2 separate regions of the Homo sapiens genome follow, and region 2 is linked to region 1. Evidence: chromatin contacts called from ENCODE Hi-C or POLR2A ChIA-PET data. All regions are on one chromosome and are shown on one strand. Each heading gives the region's core, a stretch centred on a gene start or an enhancer-like site at or near the end of the contact. The rest is flanking DNA. Distances are from core to core; before and after follow the strand shown. Region 1 overlaps ANXA4 (annexin A4). Region 2 has its middle 15 kb from the start of LINC01816.

Region 1 (4,721 bases), core at 542-3,041:
CCCCCTTCCCTGCCTCCTCACTTGTCATTTATTCCAAAACTACATGAAAGCAAAGGGAAGGCCCTTGCTCTGAAAAGCAGTATCTGCCAGGGTTGTCAGCCAATTAGCATATGAATCATACTTACCAAGGGATATGGGTACATGTGGATCATTCACATGACATGAAACAGGGCCTCCAGACCAAGGACTGGCTAAGATCTGTGAAGGTCTTAAGTTTTGCCCCTGATTTTTTGTTTGTTTGTTTGTTTATCAATATTTGTTTTATTCTCCTTTCTTTTCTTTTCTTTTCTTTCCTTCTTTTTTTTTTTTTTTTTTTTTTTTGTTTTCGACAGAGTCTTGCTCTGTCACCCAGGCTAGAGTGCAGTGGCGTGATCTCAGCTCACTGCAACCTCTGCCTCCTGGGTTCAAGCAATTCTACTTCCTCAGCCTCCCGAGTATCTGGGATTACAGGCGTGCACCACCACGCCTGGCTAATTTTTGTATTTTTAGTAGAGACGGGGTTTCACCATATTGGTCAGGCTGGTCTTGAACTCCTGACCTCGTGATTCGCCTGCCTCGGCCTCCCAAAGTGCTGGGATTACAGGCATGAGTCACCGCGCCCGTCCTCAAGCAATTCTTGTACCTCAGCCTCCCTAGTAGCTGGGATTACAGGCATGCCAGGCTAATTTTGCTATTTTTAGTAGAGGCAGGGTTTCACCGTGTTGGCCAGGCTGGTCTCGAACTCCTGACCTCAGGTGATCTGCCCGCCCCTGCCTCCCACAATGCTGGGATTACAGGCGTGAGCCATCTCACCCTGCCCTATGTGTTAATAACCATTTAAAAATTTCCACCCTGCTAAGACTAGTCCGTGACTCTCTGTGCCTTTCTCCATTCTTCTCTTAACTAACCTCATGTTTTTATTAGCATCTGTAAGACCCATAAGGGGAAACTGAGAGAGAAAATTCAATAAGACTCCCTTGGTTTTGCAGCAGTAAGGTTATATGAGGTGTTTATGTAAAAGGAGCCCCCCCCCCCCCTTTTTTTTTTTTTTTGAGACAGAGTTTCGCTCTTGTTGCCCAGGTTGGAGAGCAGTGGCGCAATCTCAGCTCACTGCAACCTCCGCCTCCCAGGTTCAAGTGATTCTTCTGCCTCAGCCTTCCGAGTAGCTGGGATTACAGGCACCCGCCACCATGCCTGACTAATTGTTTGTATATTTAGTAGAGACGGGGTTTCATCAGGTTGGCCAGGCTGGTCTCAAACTCCTGACCTCAGGTAGTCCACCCACCTCGGCCTCCCAAAGTGCAGAGATTACAGGCGTGAGCCACCGCGTCCAGCCAAAAGGAGCCCCCTTAATCACAGCGTTTACCATGACCTGGGTAACAGGCATATTCAGCAGACAAATACCCCGATGATCATCAAGCCAGTCCTCTGTGGTTTGCATATGAAGCACATCAGCTGCTTCATCAGGGGTATTCTACTTGGCATTTATAAGGGGAGAGGAACAGTCCCCCTTCTCAGGGTAAACAGACCTTAGTGTGGCTTTTGTCCAGTCCACCAGGCTGGATGTTCTCTCAGGAATAACCTCCTATGTGTCTGGACCACCTGAAACATCTGCGATTGCTCCATAGAGAGCTGTGGGTCCTGCATCAACCCAAACATGAATGCTAGCATTTTGAATACTCTGCAGTGTTCGAAACCTAAGACACTGTCACTCACTTAGTTACTCACACAACCCATTTGAATAAAGGTTCTTCAGGAAGTTTATGATACTGATCTACAAAATGAAATAACTTCTTCACACTATACCCTGTGGTTTCAATCGTTTCATGGTTTGCCTTCCACCCCACATAAACTGCCTTCTTGGTTACCAGAGTTCTTAGTGATATTGTCTAATCTCAGCATGATTTTGCCATTGGTGGGTGGCTTTGCAGTTACTGGCTAGAGCGCAGACTCACTGAAATCTGAGCTTGGTCTGACCCAGCACTCTCTTTTAATTTTATTTTATCTGTTACAGATAATAACCAAGGGACTGAATATATCGCCTTTTCTTATTAGTTTGCATTTCCTTATGCTTCCAGTGAGCCAACACCTTGGGGTAGCTTTTACCTTTACTAACAGATCTCAGCATGGTATGCTACTCCGTACCATGAGTGGCTGTTACCAATGCCATGGGTTCTTGTAATCACCCAGGATAGAAATCAAGAGCAATCACCATACATAGCAGCAAAGAGAAAGTTTGTTTTGGCTCATGCACAAGGGAGCCAGTGCTGAGAAAGGAAAAGAAACAGACTGCTATCGGAGGATAGTGTGTGGGTTAGTTTTATAGGGTCTTTCCATGGGAAAGGGTTACATCAGAGCATGTATAGGAGAGGCTTTTCTAGCACTCATGCTTCTTCATGCATCATATGCAACATTAGTATTTTAAATCTCCACCCCATGCATTTTTAGCCTTAAAATGAGGAAGGGTAACTGTAGGTTGGACTTTAAGTCTAGCTATGCATGCAGGGCTCCAGGGAAGTCCCCAGCCCCCTGAAATAGGAACTCGTGGTTAATAAGCTTCTTGGGTCTTTTGTTATTAATTGGCTGAGAGTTAGATAAGTTAAAGCTTGAGTGAATGGCTTCTATCATTTTCTTCCAGGCCATTTTATTTATTTTTATTTTATTTATTTATTTATTTATTTATTTATTGAGACAGAGTCTCACTCTGTTGCCCAGGCTGGAGTGCAGTGGTGCAATCTTGGTTCACTGCAGCCTCCACTTCTGGGGGTTCACATGATTCTCCTGCCTCAGCCTCCTGAGTAGCTGGGATTACAGGCACTCACCACCATGCCCAGCTTAATTTTTATATTTTTATTAGAGATAGGGTTTCACCATGTTGGCCAGGCTGATCTCAAACTCCTGACCTCAGGTGATCTACCCACCTCAGCCTCCCAAAGTGCTGGAATTACAGGCGTGAGCCACCATGCCTGGCCCAGACCATTTAAAAATAGGGAACCCACCAGCCTGCCTATCTCATGACCATGTGGCCACCCAGGAATCAAAGTTTCTCATCCCCAACCCTTTTGTTCTTTCTCTTCCCAAACCACATATTTCTGCAAGCCAGGGCCATTCTAGCAAATCCCACTTCTGACACCAATTGTATAGGAAAACAAACTATTTTTCCTTATACTTTAACACTTTTTCACTTCTAGCACCAGATGTGATGGGTGAGGGGGTGGGGTGGGGGTTCCCACATCAAGCATCAAGCAGTTCTTCAGTTCTCTTTGGACACCAACTGGGTGTGCCACAATTTAACTAAATTCTGACACTATCAAGTTAGCACAGACCCCACTGGTTAAGGCAGGGGTGTCCAATCTTTCGGCTTCCCTGGGCCACATTGGAAGAAGAATAATTGTCTTGGACCACACATAAAATACACTAACACTAACAATAGCTCATGAGAAAAAAAAATTGCAAAAAATCTCATAATGTTTTAATAAAGTTTATGAATTTGTGTTGAGCCAGATTCAAAGCTGTCCTGGGCCACATGTGGCCCACGAGCCACAGGTTGGACAAGCTTGGGTTAAGGGATCAGTCCCACAGTCCTCCACCACTTCAGATGCCAGTGTCAAGTCCAGCTTGTCACCTGTGCTTCTGATGGAATGGCTAGAAATCAGAGGTTCCCATGACCCCCTGTTGACTTTCATCATTTGCTAGAATGGCTCACAGGACTCAGGAAAACAGTTTACTTACTGGATTATCAGTTTATGATAAAGAGCTACAGATCAGGAACAGCCAAATGGAAGAATGCATAGGGTGGGGCACGTGGGGAGGGGCTCACAGCTTCCACGGCCTCTCCAGGCGCACGTCTTCCCAGCACCTCCATATGTTCACTAACCTGGAAGCTCTTCAACCCCTCCACTCCCTATTTCCCACTGTCCTTTGGGTTTTTATGGAGTCTTTGTTACATAGGCATGATTGATCCAATCATTGGCCATTGGTGATGAAATCAATCTCCAGCCCTTCTCTCCTCCCCTGAGGTGAGAGGTTGGGCTGAAAATTCCAACTCTTTAATCACAGAGTTTGTTTACCAGGGCAACCAGCCCCCCATCCTATAGTTATCTGGGGGCTTTCCAGACGTCCCCTCATTAACATGAACTCAGGTGCGGTTAACCGGGCTTGTTATGAATAACAAAAGATGCTCCTTTCACCCTTATTGTTCTTATCGCTTACAAAATTCCAAGGGATTTAGGAGTTATGTACCAGGAACAGGAGGAGAACAGGTGTATATCCCTTACTCTAAGTCACAATATTATATGGCCTGACTGCATCTTCATCTCATGCCACTCTTGCCCTTGTTCACAATGCTTTTGTCCATCCTTCAAACACAGTAAGCCAATTTCTGCTGCAGGGCCTTTGCACTGACTGCTCCAGCTACCTGAAAGAGTTCTCCTTCAGAATTTTGAACGGCTAGCCCCTTCCCTTCATTCAGGTCTTAGTTCAGATGTCAACTCAGAGATGCCTTCCGGATCGCCCTGCCCAGGCCAGCTTCTTCCTGGTAACCTGATCCTGTCATCCTCCATGTCAGGGGTCAGCAAATGTTTTCTGTGAAGGGCCAGATAATAAATATTCTTAGCTTCCTGGGCCACATGGTCTCTGTCACAACTACTCATTTCTGCTGTTGTAGCTTGAAAGTAGCCACAGACAAAATATAAACAAACACGTGTGACTGTTCCAATAAGTCTTCGAAGTTTGAATTTTGT
Region 2 (4,372 bases), core at 1,517-4,016, 370 kb after region 1:
TTCACCTAAATTACAACCACTTTCCAGCCCCTCTCCTATTAGACTATAAGCTCCCGAGGGCCCATGCCTTGCAGGTTTCTTTTTTCTTTTTTTTTTTTGAGATGGAGTTTCGCTCTTGTTGCCCAGGCTGGAGTGCAATGGCACAATCTCGGCTCACCGCAACCTCTGCCTCCCAGGTTCAAGCAATTCTCCTGCCTCAGCCTCCCGAGTAGCTGGGATTACAGGCATGCACCACCATGCCCAGCTAATTTTGTTTTTTTGTTTTTTTGAGACGGAGTCTTGCCCTGTCGCCCAGGCTGTAGTGCAGTGGCGCAGTCTCGGCTCACTGCAACCTCCGCCTCCCAGGTTCAAGTGATTCTCCTGCCCCAGCCTCCCGAGTAGCTGGGATTACAGCCGTGTGCCTCCATGCCCAGCTCATTTTTGCATTTTTAGTAGAGACGGGGTTTCACCATGTCGGTCAGGCTGGTCTAGAACTCCTGACCTCATGATCTGCCCGCCTCGGCCTCCCAAAGTGCTGGGATTACAGGCGTGAGCCACCGCGCCCAGCCTTAATTTTGTATTTTTAGTAGAGATGGGGTTTCTCCATGTTGAGGCTGGTCTCGTACTCCTGACCTCAGGTGGTCCACCCGCCTCGGCCCCCCAAAGTGCTGGGATTACAGGCGTGAGCCACCCCGCCCGGCCAGCAGGTTTCAATAAGTATGTTGTGACAGAAAGGGCCGCTTTGTCAGCAAAGAAAGAAATAGAAAAACTCACTCCGCCCACAGTTTTTTTTAAGAGACAGGGTCTCTCTCCGACGCCCAGGCTGGAGTGTGATCACAGCTCACTGCAGCCTTAATCTCCAGGGCTCAAGCTTTCGTCCTACCCTCAGCCTCCCAGATAGCTAGGACTACAAGCGTGCATCACAACGCTGACTAGTGGTTTTTTTTTTTTTCTTTTTTTAATAGAGATGGGGTTTCACCATGTTGCCCAGGCTGGTCTGGAACTCCTGGGTTCAAGGGATCCTCCCACCTCAGCCTCCCAAATTGCTGGGATTACAGGCATGAGCCACCTCCCCTGGCCTCACTCCCTGTTTAAAGTGTCCCTGGGCCAGGTGCTGTGGCTCATGCCTGTAATCCTAGTGCTTTGGGAGGCTGAGGCGAGAGGATCACTCAAGGCCAAGAATTCCAGACCAGGCTGGGTAGCGTATCGAGACCCCATCTCTACAGAAAATTTTAAAAATTAGCCGGGCGCCGTGGCATGTGCTTGTTGTGGTCCTAGCTACTCAGGACGCTGAGGTGGGATGGTGGCTTGACCCCAGGAGTTTGAGGTTAACTGAGCTATAATTGTGCGACTGCACTTAGCCTGGGCAACAGAGAGGGTCCTTGATCTAAAACAAAACAAAACAAAACAAAAAACAAACAAACAAACAAAACGTGTCCCTGGGTCAATCAGGCTCAACCACTCGTTTTTGTTTTTTTTTTTCTGAGATGGAGTCCTGCTCTGTTGCTCAGGCTGGAGTGCAGTGGTGCGATCTTGGCTCACTGCAACCCCCGCCTTCCGGTTCGAGCAATCCTCCATCCTCCCACCTCAGCCTCCGGAGTAGTTGGGATTACAAGTGTGTGCCACCACACCCAGCTAATGTTTTTATTCTTAGTAAAGACAGGGTTTCACCATGTTGGCCACGCTGGTCTCAAACTTCTGACCTCAAGTGATTTGCCCACTTCAACCTACATCCACTCCTTGATCTGAAACACTGAAGCTACCTGCCTTGTTCAAAGCCAAAAAGCGTCTACCTACAAAGCCCTGGGGATTTTTTGTTTGTTTTATTTGAGACGGAGTCTCACTCGCCCAAGATGGAGGGCAATGGCGTGGTCTTGGCTCCTGACCTTGTGATCTGCCCGCCTGTTTTGAAGGACAAATGCCTGCACCCTTATTTGTTTGCTTTCTCCTGGGAATTTCTCTATCCAATCCTGCAGGCAAGTTGTTTTTTTTTTTTTGGAGACAGAGTCTCGCTCTGTTGCCAGGCTGCAGTGCAGTGGCGCAATCTCGGCTCACTGTAATCTCCGCCTCCCTGGTTCAAGCGATTCTCCTGCCTCAGCCTCCTGAATAGCTGGGACTACAGGCACGCGCCACCACGTCCAGCTGATTTTTGTATTTTCAGTAGAGACGGGGTTTCATTATGTTTGCCAGGATGGTCTCGATCTTGACCTCGTGATCCGTCTGCCTCGGCCTCCCAAAGTGCTGGGATTACAGGCATGAGACACCGTGCCCAGCGACAAGATAATTTTAAAAGGAGAGGGAACGTCTGCTTTTGTTGCCTTTCTCGTCTTTTGTGGTTCCACATACAACACAGCAGTGTCTATGGGCTGTCAATCGCAACATAATGCAAACAACACAATTGTCTCTGGGGTCCACTGAATCCAAATCACACACGCACCACACTTCTGCCTTTTGCACTGCTGACTGCCAAGTGAACAATGTTTTGTAGAAGCAGCAAGTGTGAGGAGAGGTGACTTCTGCCAGATGGTGCTAAAAAAGACCCAAGTCTGATACACAGGAGTCCTTCCATTAACCCATCCATGACCAAAGCAAAGTGTGTGTGGGGTGAGGGGTAGAAGGAATTGCCCTGTCTTTGCCCTCTGGGGCTTCTTCTGCCTCGAACACTATCCATCTGCCACCTAACCTGGTTTTGCCTTGATATAAATGGTAGCGGTGGCCAAGAGAATGGGGTGACAGAGGGGGGGAAACCCACGGTGTTACATGCTTTCACCCATACCCTCCAGGATGGCCCTGAGCGTCTCACACCCTAGGGGCCTGACCAGGTACTGACACTTTCTTGCCAAAGCCCTACAACCATCACCTCCCTACTGTGAAATGTGAGGTAAGTTGCTTAAACCGGCGGAACCAGTTTCCTCAACTACATAGAGGGATGATGATTCCCCCTAGCTCACAGGACCGCTGTGGGAATCAAATGAGATCACTCATGTGAAAAGCCTAGCACAACCCCTGACACATGACACAAGCACTTCAGGACATATTCATGTTCCTCCTTCCAGGACAGGGCCTTACACTGTCTACTCTGGTAAACCAGCCTCATATAAGCTCCTGGAGGCTGGCGTGTCCCCAGGGGTCAGGCCATCCCAGAAACGATGACTTGACCATAGTCACGTCATGAGGTGAGAGATTCCGGGAAGGGGCAGCAAGAGGAGAAAGAAGCGAAGGGCGCCCCAAGGTAATGTGTGCCCTACACAGGGCTCCTAGCCATAAGCACTTATGCAAGTGCGGGGCACAGAGAAAATTCTGGTAACACTCCTCCCCTCAATTCTGATCAGGTCCCAGGCTCAACTAATCAGTTCAGGGATGGGCCCTTTGCCACCTTTTTCCTAACCAAAGCCACTCTCAAGGGGAAACTTCTATTAACGGCCAGTAAGCAAGACACACAACGCTTTTTGTTTGAAGGACTACCCAGGCGTTAGTGCCCTTCCAGACCGGCTCTAGTGACTGGCGGGGAAGAAGGGGAAAAAGAATTAGTGTATCTGGACACAACACCCAGCATGTGCTAGGCAGAAACTAAGTGTGCGAAGCGGATCCCGATGTACAAAGGGGAAAACAGCGGCTGGGAAAGCCTGAGCCACGGGCTCCAGGCGGCCAGTCGCGGTCCTCCCGGCGCGTGCCCTCCTCCTCCCCGACCTGGCCGGAGCTGACCGGGGCGGGTGTAGGCCCGGGGGCGGGAGGGCTACTGGATCCCAGGTGGGGCGGGTGTAGGCCCGGGGACGGGAGGGCGACGGGATCCCAGGTAGGGCGGGGCCTGGCTCCGGGCGCGACGGCTCTTTGCTCGCAGCGCCGCGCCGTCTCGAGGTCGGGGTGCGGCCCGACCCCACGTGCCCCAAATCCCCCCCGCTGCCCTGTAAAACCTGCGGGCCCCGGTCCAGGCGTGGTCCCGCTCGCACGAGGGAGCGGTCGCCCAGGGTGCCGGGAAGTCGGGGACCGGCCAGCCGCCGACCGGCCGCACCCCTCCCCGCCGAGCTCGCGCGCCCGCCTCGTCAGCACCTTTCCCGCAGCGCAGCCCCACAGTGGTCACGAGGCGGGCGCGGCCCGGTCAGCCCTGGCTAGACTAGGCATCGGCACCACCCACCTCGCCCCTCCCCGTCCCGCTGGTTTCCCCTCCCCCTCCTTCCCCTCCCCCTCTCTGTTCTCCTTCCCCTCCCGATCCCCGGGCGGGCCGCAGCGCGCCACGTACCTGGCCCCGCCCCTGCGAGCCACGCAGGGAACCCCGGTGACGTCACCACCCTCCGGCGCTCTCATTCCCGCGCTCTCCAGAAAAGACGCGAAGGTGGTGACGTGTCCCGTGCGCCAGGGCGGCTGCGCAGGAGGCATTGGCAACTGAGCGTCC

Evidence for each region. Hi-C counts contacts between places; a loop is a spot of excess contacts on that map. ChIA-PET counts read pairs that join two places held with the same protein, here RNA polymerase II (POLR2A). Pooled maps may share reads with other maps.
Region 2: a pooled map shows a loop between it and region 1 (3-fold over the local background). The contact joins two enhancer-like sites. A Hi-C loop is called at or near these places in 7 of 50 pooled maps. POLR2A ChIA-PET finds 5 or more read pairs at or near these places in 6 of 52 experiments (Caco-2, GM12878, OCI-LY7 and 3 more).

What each region holds. Positions count from the first base shown.
Region 1 is chr2:69,773,325-69,778,045 of GRCh38, forward strand. The region is part of intron 1 of ANXA4 (annexin A4); the gene reads left to right. Among named protein-coding and RNA genes, the nearest start is that of SMANTIS, 23 kb to the right of the region's middle. Within about 2 kb of position 1,792, at least 6 of the 41 ENCODE cell types and tissues checked have a DNase peak (open chromatin) inside an H3K27ac peak, as active enhancers do.
Region 2 is chr2:70,138,450-70,142,821 of GRCh38, forward strand. No RefSeq gene overlaps it. Among named protein-coding and RNA genes, the nearest start is that of LINC01816, 15 kb to the left of the region's middle. RefSeq lists enhancers at 1-363, 364-905, 2,530-3,069, 4,290-4,372 and silencers at 648-942, 2,708-3,002, 3,490-4,199. Within about 2 kb of position 2,767, at least 40 of the 41 ENCODE cell types and tissues checked have a DNase peak (open chromatin) inside an H3K27ac peak, as active enhancers do.